Regions from separate parts of the Homo sapiens genome. Here all the other regions are linked to region 2. Evidence: chromatin contacts called from ENCODE Hi-C or POLR2A ChIA-PET data. All regions are on one chromosome and are shown on one strand. Each heading gives the region's core, a stretch centred on a gene start or an enhancer-like site at or near the end of the contact. The rest is flanking DNA. Distances are from core to core; before and after follow the strand shown.

Region 1 (4,157 bases), core at 341-2,840, 40 kb before region 2:
TTATATGTTTCTATGATGGACTATGTATTATTTTGTTGAATTAAATAACAATTCATCACCATTTTAAATGATTTTCTTTCTTGAAGCTATTATTTCTGATGAAGTTCACTTTGTTTGGATTTAGAAAATCCACTCGGAGGGAATGTTTACCTTTCCTTTAATAATATGCTTTATACACGTTTTAACAGTAATCTTACAGCATTTTACAAATATGTATTTATTTATTCATTCATTCATTTATTTAATTATTTTAGAGACAGTGTCTCTATCATCCAGGCTGGAGTGCAGTGGCAAAATCTCAACTCACTGCAACTTCCTCCTCCCAGGTTCAAGCGATTCTCCTACCTCAGCCTCCAGAGTAGCTGGGATCACAGGCGTGCACCACCACACCCCACTAATTTTTGTATTTTTAGTAGAGATCAGGTGTCACCATGTTGGCCGGACTAGTCTTGAACTCCTGATCTCAAGTGATCCGCTTGCCTAGGCCTCCCAAAGTGCTGGGATTATAGGAGTGAGCCACCGCGCCTGGCCTAAAAATGGCATTCTTAGCATCTAGTAATCTTACAACATTTTAACAGACACACACACACATACACACACACTTAAGGACCTTTAGCTTTTAGCACATTAGAAATATATTAGGAGTTATTTTAAATATTAGCTTCATTAGACATACAAAATAAAAGAAATAAAATTACAGTAGATAATTGAAACTTGTAGTACATAGCGCGTAGATGTAACCATCTGGACTCAAACTGGGAGGAGCAAAATATAATCTTAACTGATACGTTCTGTTCTGAACAGATGTTTCCAACCCCACATGGAGGATGTGAATCTCTTAAAATAACACATTTCCAGGAGCAACATTAGAATTATCAGCAACACATTGCTGCTCACTAACCCTAAAGAAAGAGTAAATACAGACAGAATTTCATAAGTGCCTTCAAGATGGGAGAGGATTGTAATTTACTCTTCAGGATATTTTGCTATATGTGATAAGTGCCCAGTAAATATGTGTAAATGCAGCTGTACCCACAATTCTGTTCAGAAGTTTCCATATCCTGAAACTAAGGCAGGTCATGTGTGCATGTGGGTATGTGCTAACCATTCTAAATCAAAGGCGTGTCACCCCTGCCGAAGCCCTCGCTGTCAAGAACTCTCAGCATTCCTTCTCTCGGTTGAAATCCGGGACTAACGTTTCCTCTATTCAGAAACATTCAGTTCTTTCTTGCCCGTGCATGGCTAAGTGATCTTGTCCTTCAGATGAGATCCTGCATCCAGCTCCTTTGCCTGCATGTAACTTTTTCTTGCTTCCGGTGTGACGAATAAACCAGCAGTCATCTTGCTTTTAACCATCACCCAGAGTATTTAAAAGGGAAAAGTGGGAGGCGTCAAAAAAACAGGGGGACATGAAAGACATAGGACAAAAGTAATCATGGATAAAGACTTCCATCTGCTGCACGTGAAACAGTGTCTGTTTACTCTGGACTTTGATGGGTGCCTGTTCTCTACAGCAGGAATGAAGCAAAAAGTGAAACCATAATTCCTCCCCAGAGTGACAGCATTCTGGCCTGGGGAGCCGAAGTGTGCACATGAATCAGTCGCCGTTTCAGGCTAACATGACTGGAGAAGCAGACAGCACCTGGAGACCGGGTCTGGAAAGTGAACCCCACACTAAGTGTACTGAAGTGTGCAAGGGTCTTGGATGGAAAACTAGAATCCCTATTTTTAAAAAAAATCATGGGCATCTAAGGAAAAGAAAATACAGGCTCCAAGTTTTTGAATTAAAGGGGCTTTAGAGCCTGCTAAGCTGACTGACTTGATTCATCCAGAGGTCAGGTGATGTTAAGTGGCATGTCCACAGTGGAGACGCCAGACTCTGATAGGAACCCACTTCTTCGGATCCTTCTAACTTCCCTATGGGGTGAGGCGGGGAGTGAGGAGTTAAGATTGGGAAGCTCAGATGAAACTCTACAATCTAAAAGAGGATTCATTAAAGAATATGGGCCAAAGGGTTCAAAATCTATCACTTTCTCAAAACACAGTGATAATTTATTGCAGAAATAGGCTGAGAAAAATTAGGGTTCAAATGGAAAATCAGAGAGCATTTAGGAGAACATTAGAGGCCCAAACCAAAATGGGCTTTGTTTTGTTTAATTTGGTTATGTTTTGCAATGAGCAAAGTGCTCGGAAAAGGGCCCCATCCTTGAAGTAGGGGGAGAAAGGGCCTTGGGGAGGGTTGGAGGATAGAGGGACGAGAACAGGACGGGGGCGGCAAGGACAGGCAGGGACTCTGCCCCAGGGAGAAGCTTATTCGACGCAATTCCGCACAGTGGGCCCGGGTTGTGTGTCGACCAAGTCGCCCATCGCTCAAGAATCCTTAGTGCAGTGAGCGAGCATAGGGCCTTCAAACTGCTGTCCAGGGGACATTCCTAGTGTGAGGCCAGGCGGGTCCCAATACGAAGGAGAAGAGGGGCTCTGTGTTCCAGGAGCAGGTCTTTGGAGGAGAAAGTCCAGAGATCCTTGCGCAGTGAGAGCAGGTGCCCTTGTGCAGGGAGTCATAGGCTTGGGCTGGTCCAGAGATTTGGGGACAACCCCAGGGCCACTCATCTTTCCAAGGAGGGTCTATTTGTCTACGCCAGATCCTTAGAGCAATACTTCTGTCTCAGAACCTCTTCTCAATCCATCCGTGCTCCATCTCTAAATCTGGCAGGTGGCCCTCAGCACACATCTGCCTCCTGCCTCCCAGGCCCACCCAGCTGTGAGAATTATCCTATGCTGTGTTCCAACAGAGCCCAGGACTTCGTCCTCGTCCTGAGGTCCTGGGGCAGGAGCGCTGTCCTGGCTCCACCAGAAACCATCTGGTGTGGGTGGAAGGGGAGTTACTCGGTATTCCCAGTGGCTATTACCTCCTGTGTAAAGTCAGGGTGAATTTCTAAGCCCTTCACTAACTTTCAGTTTTGATGCTATGACTAAGAGGACCTTTGTTTTGTTTCATTTGGTTTTTCAAAATGAGTTGTGTGTGAATTTTTTTACTATGCCAGAGTCCAAGCAGAAAAGAAACCAACAGAAGGAGGATCTTCTATGACGGCTTCTTGTTAACATTTAATGCAAATAGAGACCTTCTACGAGACTCAAGACCAGGGCTGGCCCAGCCGTGGTGCATAGTGATGCTGAAGAGAAGGAGGTGGGCTCTGAACCCCTCCAACAGTTTCAGGCCTGTCTCCAAAATGTACAAGGTTGTAGCTTTGGGAAAACCACTCAGCCTTTTGACACCTCAATAATTTTATCTATAAAATGTAAATAAACTGTGCATCCTACCCAGAAGGAATGTTGTAAAACCAAAATGAAGTATTGCACGGAAACGGGTAGAAAAAGTGTCTGGCTCATGGTAGGTTCTCCATGTCTCTTCTGATTGCATGGTCAAGACTTGGAAGATGGGAGTTAATGCTGTGCACTGAGCATACTGAGGCCAGAGAGCGCTCAAGCAAGGCCAGGCAAGAAAGCAGCATGGTGAATCCTGGGTAAGCGTGGTGGGAGATGAGTGACATTCTGATATGCTGCAGAGAGAAATAGAGGGAGTGGCTCCCCTTCTCACAAGGGTGTCCTGGTATCCCGGACTGGACTAGTCAACCCTCCACCTCACCCTCTGCTGTCCCCCTGTCTGGCTATAGTAATTGGAGGAAAGGTAAGCACTTCATACAACAGAGCAGTAACAGCCCCTCTCCCCAAGGTAGCTGTCCACTGCAGGGGCCACAGGGCCATGTCCCAGTGGGAAGCTGCCCTGTGATTTTCTGAAATTTCCAAATTGAAACTCAGAAGTCCTGGCCAGGCGTGGTGGCTCATGCCTATAATCCTAGCACTTTGGGAGGCCAAGGCGGGTGGATCACTTGAGGTCAGGAGTTCGAGGCCAGCATGGCCAATGTGGCGAAATCCCTTCTCTACTAAAAATTAAAAAAAAAAAATTATACAGGCGTTGTGGCGCATGCCTGTAGTCCCCGCTACTCAGGAGGCTGAGGCAGTAGAATTGCTTGAACCCAGGATGTGGAGGCTGTAGTGAGCAGAGATCCAGCCTGGGTGACAGAGTGAGATTCCGTCCCAAAAAAAGGTCCTTTTAGGAGTCCAGAGATGTTGGCAGCTATGAACCAATGTAGTTT
Region 2 (4,471 bases), core at 1,176-3,675:
ACTATCACTGACCGCACACAAATTAGAGAGGTTTCATTAGCTGGGTCCTCTTCACAGATATCCTGTCAAAAGCAGGTTTCAGGGTGAGAACAAAGGACATATGAAGGAGTTTGCAGAATGAGATGGAAAAAGAAAGCCTGTGAAAATGGAATCAAACCACAGGGTGACAAACTTCATTGTCTTCAAATTATGCCTAGAAATAATAATGAAATAGCATTGAAGTCAGGTTAAGCCCCATTTCCCTGGACTACACATCATAATTCTACTATTACACTGACACTGGCTTGTATGTAATATTGCTTAAAAGATTACACCATTTGGCTGGGTGCGGTGGCTCACGTTTGTAATCCCAGCACTTTGGGAGGTCCAGGTGGGCAGATGGCTTGAGGTCAGGAGTTCGAGACCAGCCTGGTCAACATGGCAAGAACCTGTCTCTACAAAAAATACAAAAATTAGCCGGGCGTAGTGACGCATGCCCGTTGTCCCAGCTGCTCAGGAGGCTGAGGTAGAAGAATTGCTTGAATCTGGGAGGTGGAAGTTGCTGTGAGCCAAGATCGCACCACTGCACTGCTGCCTGGGCAAAAAAGGGAGACTCTGTCTCAAAAAAAAAAAAAAAATACACCATTTGAAATTCAGAAATTATTTCTGCATATGTCTTCTTTTTTCCTTATAACTGGAGCCTTTTATTTTATCTTTTCTCTGCCATCAGCAACATGTAGTTTCACCTTGGAATAATGTGGTTGATCCAGGTATATTTGTTGTTAATTGGAACGCCAATGAAAATATAATTAGAACAGATTTTCATAGGATATAACAATTAAAAAATTGGGAGCCACGTTTGGTTTGAAGTTGGGTTTCTATGGAAATAGCAAAGCTCTCAGAATAACCTGCCAGAAAAATCTGAATTCAGTATGAAGTGTCTAGATGCCAACAGCAGGTAGACAACAGAGATGAGAATCAAGAAAGGAAGATCGAAAGTGATTAAGAGAAAAGAAATAGAAAGTGACAATGACAAAAGTACATGTTATTGAAGAAATGACTGTGCAGTGGATCTGAAATAAAAAAAAAAAAACCTAGAGGGAAAGAAATGTGTGAATTAAAGTTCATACCTAAAAGTACAGCAATTATATTTAAAAAGAACGTTCATATTCTTTGCCCAAGAATGTCACGAGAGTGGATGCCGTTACATTAAATTATAATCTCTCTGGGGAAGAGGTACAAGCAAATTTACTAAGGTATTTAAAATTGCACTTTAAAATTTTTAAAAAAGAATTTTAAAAAATTCCACAGGGAGCAATAACTCATTGGCAGCTATATCAACTCGACAAAACATTTCCAGTTCTAATTTCATAGGGCCAGATTAGGTTCTTATTTTTATTCTCTGTATTATATATATTTAATTACCATCTTCAGAACTTTAAAGGGAGCTACAAATTGAGGAAATGTTGGCAGATGTCCTCAAGAAAATAGGCATGATTTTAAAAATTACATATTTAAATCTCAGATCTCAAATGAAATATTAAAAGACCGATAGGGTTAGCAAAAAAACTAATTTGTCTTCACTCATCAAATCTGTATTATGTAGGAATTTTTTTGCATTGATCCATTCTATTCCCAGCAAGCATTTACTCCAAGCTTGTCAAGAGATCAGCAGCATGGACTAGAAGATGCAGCATTTTTTTAGGGCAACCAGGACCTGGTCAAGTCCTCCTCTCTCTTTACTGGCCACTTGGCTCAATTCAGTATATATATTTTTATCCAAAAATTGGAAATAAAAATACCTGTTCTGCTTACTTCGCAGAGGTTTAGCAAGGATGGAATGGATGACTGGGTACTGAGCTCTGTCCAAAAAATTACATAACTCTTCCAGGCCACAAGCCAATTTTATATGACAGTAGGAGAAACACATACCGAAAATATTTAAGTGCCAGACAAAATTGAATATATGATTAAAAAGAGCAATACATATAGAAAGTGCTACAGCAGTTCAGAAAACGGGGGAAGCCAATAGAGATTGAGTCAGATGTGATTCTACAACCTCCCTAACGACCCACACATTGCCTTGAAACACATCTCTAACCTGAAACCTTCAGGCTCTGTCTTCAACCTGTTTTCATTTGTTCTGTCCCCAAATTATAGCTGACCGCTTACTATAATTAAGTCATTCTTCAACCTTCTGCCTGAGGTCTCCTCCACTGCTTTTGCCCAATCCAGGATTTAGCACTGTGGGAAATATGGCTCCAGGTCCAGCGTGCTCTGCCCTTCTCATTTGGTACCTAGGGAGAATTCCTTTTCCTTCCCACTCCTAAATTCCTCTAATTCTCTGATTTCTAAGTCTGCTCTTTAAGAAACATTCTGTGATGAGTTCACTTCCTTTGCAGGGACATGGATAAAGCTGGAAACCATCCTCCTCAGCAAACTAATACAGGAACAGAAAACCAAATACCGCATGTTATTACTCATAAGTGGGAGTTGAACAATGAGAACACATGGACACAGGGAGGGGAACATCATACACCGGGACCTGTCAGGGGCTGGGGGGTAAAGGGAGGGAGAGCATTAGGACAAATACCTAATGCATGTGGGGCTTAAAACCTAGATGATGGGTTGATAGGTGAAGCAAACCACCATGGCACATGTTTACCTATGTAACAAACCTGCACTTTCTGCACATGTATCCCAGAACTTAAAGTAACAAAAAAAAAAATACAAATAAAAACATTCTGTGTACTTCATGAAGCAATTCTGCCACAGGCCTTAACGATGGCCACTTCTCATTCTAAATCCCTTCCCTACATCCTCACTGTTTCATGTTCAGTTTCAGTTTTAGAATAAATGATTAATCGAATTCTCCTGAAGCAAATGGCGGGAGACATTATGCTTTGGTTGTAATAAAATTTCATTGCAAATGCACTGATAGAAGTCACAGTGAAATATTACAGGGTCTAGAGACCAAAGAGAAAACAACCAGGAATAAAGGAAACAAAAAAAGCAATGTTCTGAACACAGTTCTGGGGGAAACTTTACCTTTAGACGGTGTAATGGATATGCCTCGGTCCTTATTCTCATGCTAGTGCATTAGTCCGTTTTCACACTGCTATAAAGAAATACCCGAGACTGGGTCATTTGTAAAGGAAAGATGTTTAATTGACTTGCAGTTCTGCGTGACTGGAGAGGCCTCAGGAAACTTATAATTATGGTGGAAGGGGAAGCAGTTGCATCTTACATGGTGAGAGAGAGTGTGTGTAAAGGAAGAACTCTGCAACACTTCTAAAACCATCAGGGATCTCATGAGAACTCACTCACTATCATGAGAACTGCATGGGGGAACCGCCAATCACCTCCTTCCTTCTACAGGTAAGGATTACAGGTACCTCCTTTAACACGTGGAGATTACAATTTGAGACAAAATTTGGGTGGGGCCACAGAAGCAAACCATAACACTAGCCATTGAAACAGTGCTACGTTTTGTTAGAAGAGTTTTGTTTTGTGTTCAGGGGCAGGGAGGATGTCGAGTGAAAATGATTTAAGATATTTTTGAATTCTTGGTGTGGAGGAAATAAAGGGTAATTATTACTGTGTTCTTCAACACTACATAAACACCCACTTTTCTCTGGTCTGGACCAACAGCATCTCCAAAGGAATGGGGATCTGTCCAAGACAAGAGCTCCCCAAAGCTGTTGCCCTGTGTGGAAGGTGACTCAGCCATCCTTGATTGGCAACGAAGTAGGTTCTGCAAACTGTGCTTCCCTGATTCAGGTCAATAGTTGCTACTGATTTATAGCTATGGTGGGATAATTTAAGGGGAAGGATAGAGCATCTTGGTTATGGAGATTTATGAACTTACCTGACCAGCAAACCACATTATTCGTGATGCCTGCCAACCAGGCTTCAGATATATTTTGGTTTTAGTGGCATTCTTCTAAAACGTCCATCAAAGACAGCCCCCAGGAACATTTTATTCCTGATTGCCATATATTCTTCACTTATTGTAATTTGCTTAAGCAGACGTTACGATACTAAATTGGCTTCGTATTATGCACAGAGGTACTAGCTTCCAATACCTTCTGAAATAAGCAAGCAGAAGGGGTAATTAAATCTTGTCTTTTTCTTCACATTGCTCGGCATGTTCTTTTATTTTTCTGGCTCCTATGCTGACAACCCAGCAGGAGATTTTACAAGCCCAAAATACCTGATTACTTCCCAACCCCAGAGAAAGGGACAGAACATGCTTGGGAAGAAGGAAAGCTAATGGCAGCTTCGCTGGAGGTGAGAACAGGGTGAAAGTTGAGGAAGCTCAGAGCGGAATGAATTCCAAACAGCTTGGGCAGGGCTGACCTCGCCGTCTGCCGTGTCCTGAGAGGCAGGTGTCGCACTGCAGTCACATCGCTGTTCTTTCATTGTGTGATGAATTTCCAATACATCCCCGACATGGCAGGGGAGGCGGGTTCCAAAGTGGAACCGTGTTCGA
Region 3 (4,315 bases), core at 747-3,246, 60 kb after region 2:
CTGATGTTAAAATAAAACATTTGATTCCTTTTTCTGTACCTTTATGAATGCAGATGAACATACCCATTGTATGAGTCCATTCTCATATTGCTATAAAAAAATACCTGGGACTGGGTAATTTATAAAGAAAAAGGTTTGATTGGCTCACGGTTCCACAGGCTGTACAAGAAGCACAGTGGCTTCTGCTTCTGGGGAGGCCTCAGGAAACTTACAATCATGGCAGAAGGCAAAGGAGAGGCTGGCACATCTTACATGGTTGGAGCAGGAGGAAGAGAGAGCAACGCGGGAGGTGCCACACATTTTTAAACAACCAGATCTCACAAGAACTCACGACGGGGATGACAGCACCCAGGAGGATGGTGTTAAACCATGAGAAGCCACCCCCACAAGAACTCACATAGGGACGACAGCACCCAGGAGGATGGTGTCAGACCATGAGAAGCCAACCCCACAAGAACTCACGATAGGGATGACAGCACCCAGGAGGATGGTGTGAGACCATAAGGAGCCACCTCCATGGCCCTGTCACCTCCCACCAGGCCCACCTCCAGCATTGGGGATTACCTTTCAACATGAGATTTGGGTGGGGACACAGAGCCCAACCATATCACCCCCTCCTGTCTTGAAATGCCAGGGCTCCCTCCCCAGCCCCACCTGAAGGCAAAGTTCTAGAACCACCCTGAGACAATGAGCCAGTTGCTTCAAATTGAGCATGAAACCACTCAGCGTCCAGAGCAAAGGAAATACATAAAGTGCCTAAATTGGCCTAATGGGATCTTAGTAATCAAATATATCATCATCTGTACATTTTCCATATTACGGTGGGAACACTTTGTAGCCAGCCTAGCTCCCCTCCTGTTCCTGTTAGAATTTTGTTCTTAGAATAAATTTACATCCGTCCCCTGGTGCCAGGGTTCAGGCTGTGTTGCACTTTTCATTATAAGCCATGTTTACCGAAGGTTTACAACTTGGCTGTAAAAACCGGTTGGCACCGAAACTGGAAACTTGGCATGAACAAATTGGCATAAACATTGGCCGGAAGCAGTTTTTCTATCTAAATCTGAGAAAAACAGACTAGGTCATTTTCAAGTTATTTGTGTTATTCATGCATAAATAAAATGAAGCTTGACAGCTTCAAACAGTTGTTTGCTTTTGCGCTCTTCAAAAATAGATTGGATCCAAGAAAAGTAACATTTGGTAAACAAATACTCCATGACGGACTGTAGAAAAAACGAAAGGAAAAAAGAGTGGAGTGCAGTACATTAAATAGAAAGGGAAGATGGAAGCGTTTCAAAAGTCACTTTGTGTCAGAAAGTGGAGTCAGGAAAGGTATTATTAGGTGATTATGTGGTTTCTAGAGGCAAATTTAGAGATTCCTCTGGACTCTAAATTAATAGTGTAAACAAGCAGAGAGCAAGCTTTCAAATAACATAATTTATTTTTTTGAGATCTGAAGCACATCTAAACAACACAAGCTAACTAAATAGATGATGTTCAGGCAAGGAAGAACCAAGTGATTTCTAAATATGTTTTCTAACAGCAGTAGGCTTGGCCTGTAAAACAAACAAACAAAAAGTTTAAAAACTGGGGGAAGAAAAAAACAAAATATAAATGATATAGTAAAACATCTTGGTTGAAAACAATAGCATCAATGTCTGATCTTTCCGCTCATCTATGTATCGAATTAAGTTTAGAAATGCAATTTGTGGGTTTTGAATTCCAGCAGCCAGTAGCAGCTCTCTAAAGAGGGAAAGTGATGGTGCCGACCGCTCCCCAAAGAATGCCTTTTTGGCAAATTTAAAAGTCAGCCTTGACGTCAAGTGACTCCTGAGAAGGCTCCGCATTGAGTTCTGTGAAGCGTGGGCAGATCGGACTTTCACTCTCAAAACTCTGTCGGGGGATGACTACAGACACAGTTTAGGGCAAAATAAAACCAAGCCAATTCAAACAGAAAGTAAAAATAAGTCAGAGAGGAAAGAATGTGGAGGATGGACCAGGCCTGCTGGGGCCCGCGCTCTGTAACAAGCGCCCCTTGGGGAAGGAGTTGTCTCACAGGCTTGCTTTTTATTGATGTTCCTTCCTAACGGTTGTTAGCAGCAGTTAAATCCATATGGTTGTTCTTGGCAAAATGGATCTTGTCCTCTATTTGTAAAGTCTTGTTTCACCAAACTATAGGCAGAGTAATAGAATTCTATCATTGGAAGTGGAAGAATTTTCCACCTGGGGATTTCACCTGAATGGCACCTTTGGCCATTACCTGGCTCTTAGGATCAGCATGGTTCCATCCACGTGGTAATTCAAGCTAACAATTATCTTGGGACACATCTCAAAACTATTAACTCCCCAGAATGATCCACAGTGTTGATTCTCGGGTGGATGCTCCCAGTGTTTCCTCCTTCAGAGAAAGCTATGAAATCACTTGTTCACCCTAATATCAAGATTGTTCCAGCTGGTTGCAGTGGCTCACGCCTGTAATCCCAGCACTTTGGGAGGCTGAGGTGGGCGGATCACATGAGGCCAGGAGTTCGAGAGTAGCCTGGGCAACATGGCGAAACCTGGTCTCTACTAAAAATACAAAAATTAGCTCAGCATGGTGGTGCCTGCCTGTAATCCCAGCTGCTCAGGAGGCTGTGACAGGAGAATCGCTTGAACCCAGGAGGCAGAGGTCAAAGTGAGCCGAGATCGCGCCAGCCTGGATGACAGAGCAAGACCCTGTTTCAAAAAAAGAAAAAAAAGAAAAGATTGTTCCGATAGCAACTATAGCAATGCCATGTCATTGAGGATTCCAACTTGTCATGTGCTTCCTGGATAGGGTTTTACACCCTAGAGAGTTCTCTTCCACATTGAGAAGTATGAATAAACACATGCAATGACTCCATTGACACTATTCTTTAGAGATGAAGAAATTAAAGACCTAGGGCACACTATCGGGGTTCCACAGACCAGAGACAAAACAACTCAGCAATTAACAGGCCTCACAGAAACGAGTTTGGGAACCCCTCAGCATTTCTGCAGAATTTGCAGTTATTTCTAAGTATATTCCCTCCAGGTGCACGGTTAGCTAATCTTACCAGTCCCATAGATTCCTTGAGGGACTGGTTTACATCTTATTTTTGTATTCAGTTCCTAACACGGTGCCTGACACTCCAGGGCTTCAGCAAAATACTGATGCTATGATATGGGTAAGCGTTTCTATCTATAAATAGAGAGAGAGAGAGAGAGAGAGGTGTTTTGGTTTTGTTTTCTTTTAACAGACTGGGGAAGAAAAATGTTTGGAGGCTAAAATAAAATTTGCACCAATCAGCGTAAATGAGTGAGTTGTCTGGAAATGCCACATTGTAGATCTGAAATGCCATTATCTACAGGGAGCAGGTGCCCTCAATTGGGGACTTGATACAGTTTGGCCGTGTCCTCACCCAAATATCATCTTGAATTGTAGCTCCCATAATTCCCATGTGTTTTGAGAAGGACCTGTTGGGAGATAATTAAGTGATGGGGCCAGTTTCCCCCATAATGTTTTTGTTTGGACACTATGATCAGAGAGAACTGATGACTTCTACAACAGTCTGCTCTTCAGCTCAATATTCCACCACCAACAGACCTTGGGTTTTGGGGAGTTAATGGGGCACTCAGATGATTGCTGATGGAAACTCCAGGGGAAGTAAGGGTGGGGAAGAAGTGTAGCTTGTAAAAGATTTCCCATCTTTTAGTCCTAAACTTTCAACTGGGGGAAGAATATTACATTTTAAATCCAACCCACAGAAAGGAAAATTCATCAAAATCTCCAAGCCGAATGGGATCTGCGACCCTTTCCATGAAGACTGATCAGATAGGCCTGGCGCAGCTTTCTGCTCTGCTCCCAAGAGCTGTGCAATGTGTGGTCCTTGGGCCATTCCTGCTGCATAAATGTGCATTCTTTGTATTGGAACCCAGAGTGTAGGAACTAGTCGCTTTGACAGAGAATGAGGCTGGCCCTGCATCCATGTTAGACATTGCTATCCTTTTCTTAAGGTTTCTTCATTGTTACATAGTACATCTTGGGAAAGGAAACAGAAAGCTAACTGCAGTGTTAATTCTTGGAACTGGCATGAAAACGAAGAGGAGAAGTGACACAGCGAAAGAGCTTACGTTTGGGAATCAAAGACCTGGATTCATTTTCTACCTCTGTACTTGCAGGATTTGTGCAAGATTTTGACCAATTACTTAACGCATCTGAGCCCCAAGGATCCTGACCATAAAATGAGGCTACTTCTTCCTACCTCTGGACAATGTACGGATTGGCTGGGGGGCAGAAGAAATTGCCCTGGATGTCCTC

What was found. A loop is a pair of places that touch in the nucleus more often than their neighbours do. ChIA-PET counts read pairs that join two places held with the same protein, here RNA polymerase II (POLR2A). Pooled maps may share reads with other maps.
Region 1: a pooled map shows a loop between it and region 2 (2.1-fold over the local background). The contact joins two enhancer-like sites. A Hi-C loop is called at or near these places in 1 of 168 maps with a recorded cell type or tissue (naive thymus-derived CD4-positive, alpha-beta T cell) and 8 of 50 pooled maps. POLR2A ChIA-PET finds 5 or more read pairs at or near these places in 2 of 52 experiments (MCF 10A and T-cell).
Region 3: a pooled map shows a loop between it and region 2 (4-fold over the local background). The contact joins two enhancer-like sites. A Hi-C loop is called at or near these places in 2 of 168 maps with a recorded cell type or tissue (cardiac septum and natural killer cell), 5 of 37 single-sample maps with no recorded cell type and 10 of 50 pooled maps. POLR2A ChIA-PET finds 5 or more read pairs at or near these places in 5 of 52 experiments (CD4-positive, alpha-beta memory T cell, CD8-positive, alpha-beta memory T cell, T-cell and 1 more).

What each region holds. Positions count from the first base shown.
Region 1 is chr10:4,032,409-4,036,565 of GRCh38, reverse strand. All of the region lies in intron 2 of LOC107984195 (a long non-coding RNA gene), which reads right to left. Among named protein-coding and RNA genes, the nearest start is that of MIR6078, 43 kb to the right of the region's middle. Within about 2 kb of position 1,590, at least 12 of the 41 ENCODE cell types and tissues checked have a DNase peak (open chromatin) inside an H3K27ac peak, as active enhancers do.
Region 2 is chr10:3,993,390-3,997,860 of GRCh38, reverse strand. No RefSeq gene overlaps it. Among named protein-coding and RNA genes, the nearest start is that of MIR6078, 4.5 kb to the right of the region's middle. RefSeq lists an enhancer at 4,330-4,471. Within about 2 kb of position 2,425, at least 2 of the 41 ENCODE cell types and tissues checked have a DNase peak (open chromatin) inside an H3K27ac peak, as active enhancers do.
Region 3 is chr10:3,932,917-3,937,231 of GRCh38, reverse strand. LINC02660 (long intergenic non-protein coding RNA 2660) reads right to left here. Exons shown (of 3, transcript NR_183984.1): 2 at 4,260-4,315; 3 at 1,420-1,553. Among named protein-coding and RNA genes, the nearest start is that of LINC02660, 23 kb to the right of the region's middle. RefSeq lists enhancers at 1,709-1,758, 1,779-1,828, 1,869-2,058. Within about 2 kb of position 1,996, at least 27 of the 41 ENCODE cell types and tissues checked have a DNase peak (open chromatin) inside an H3K27ac peak, as active enhancers do.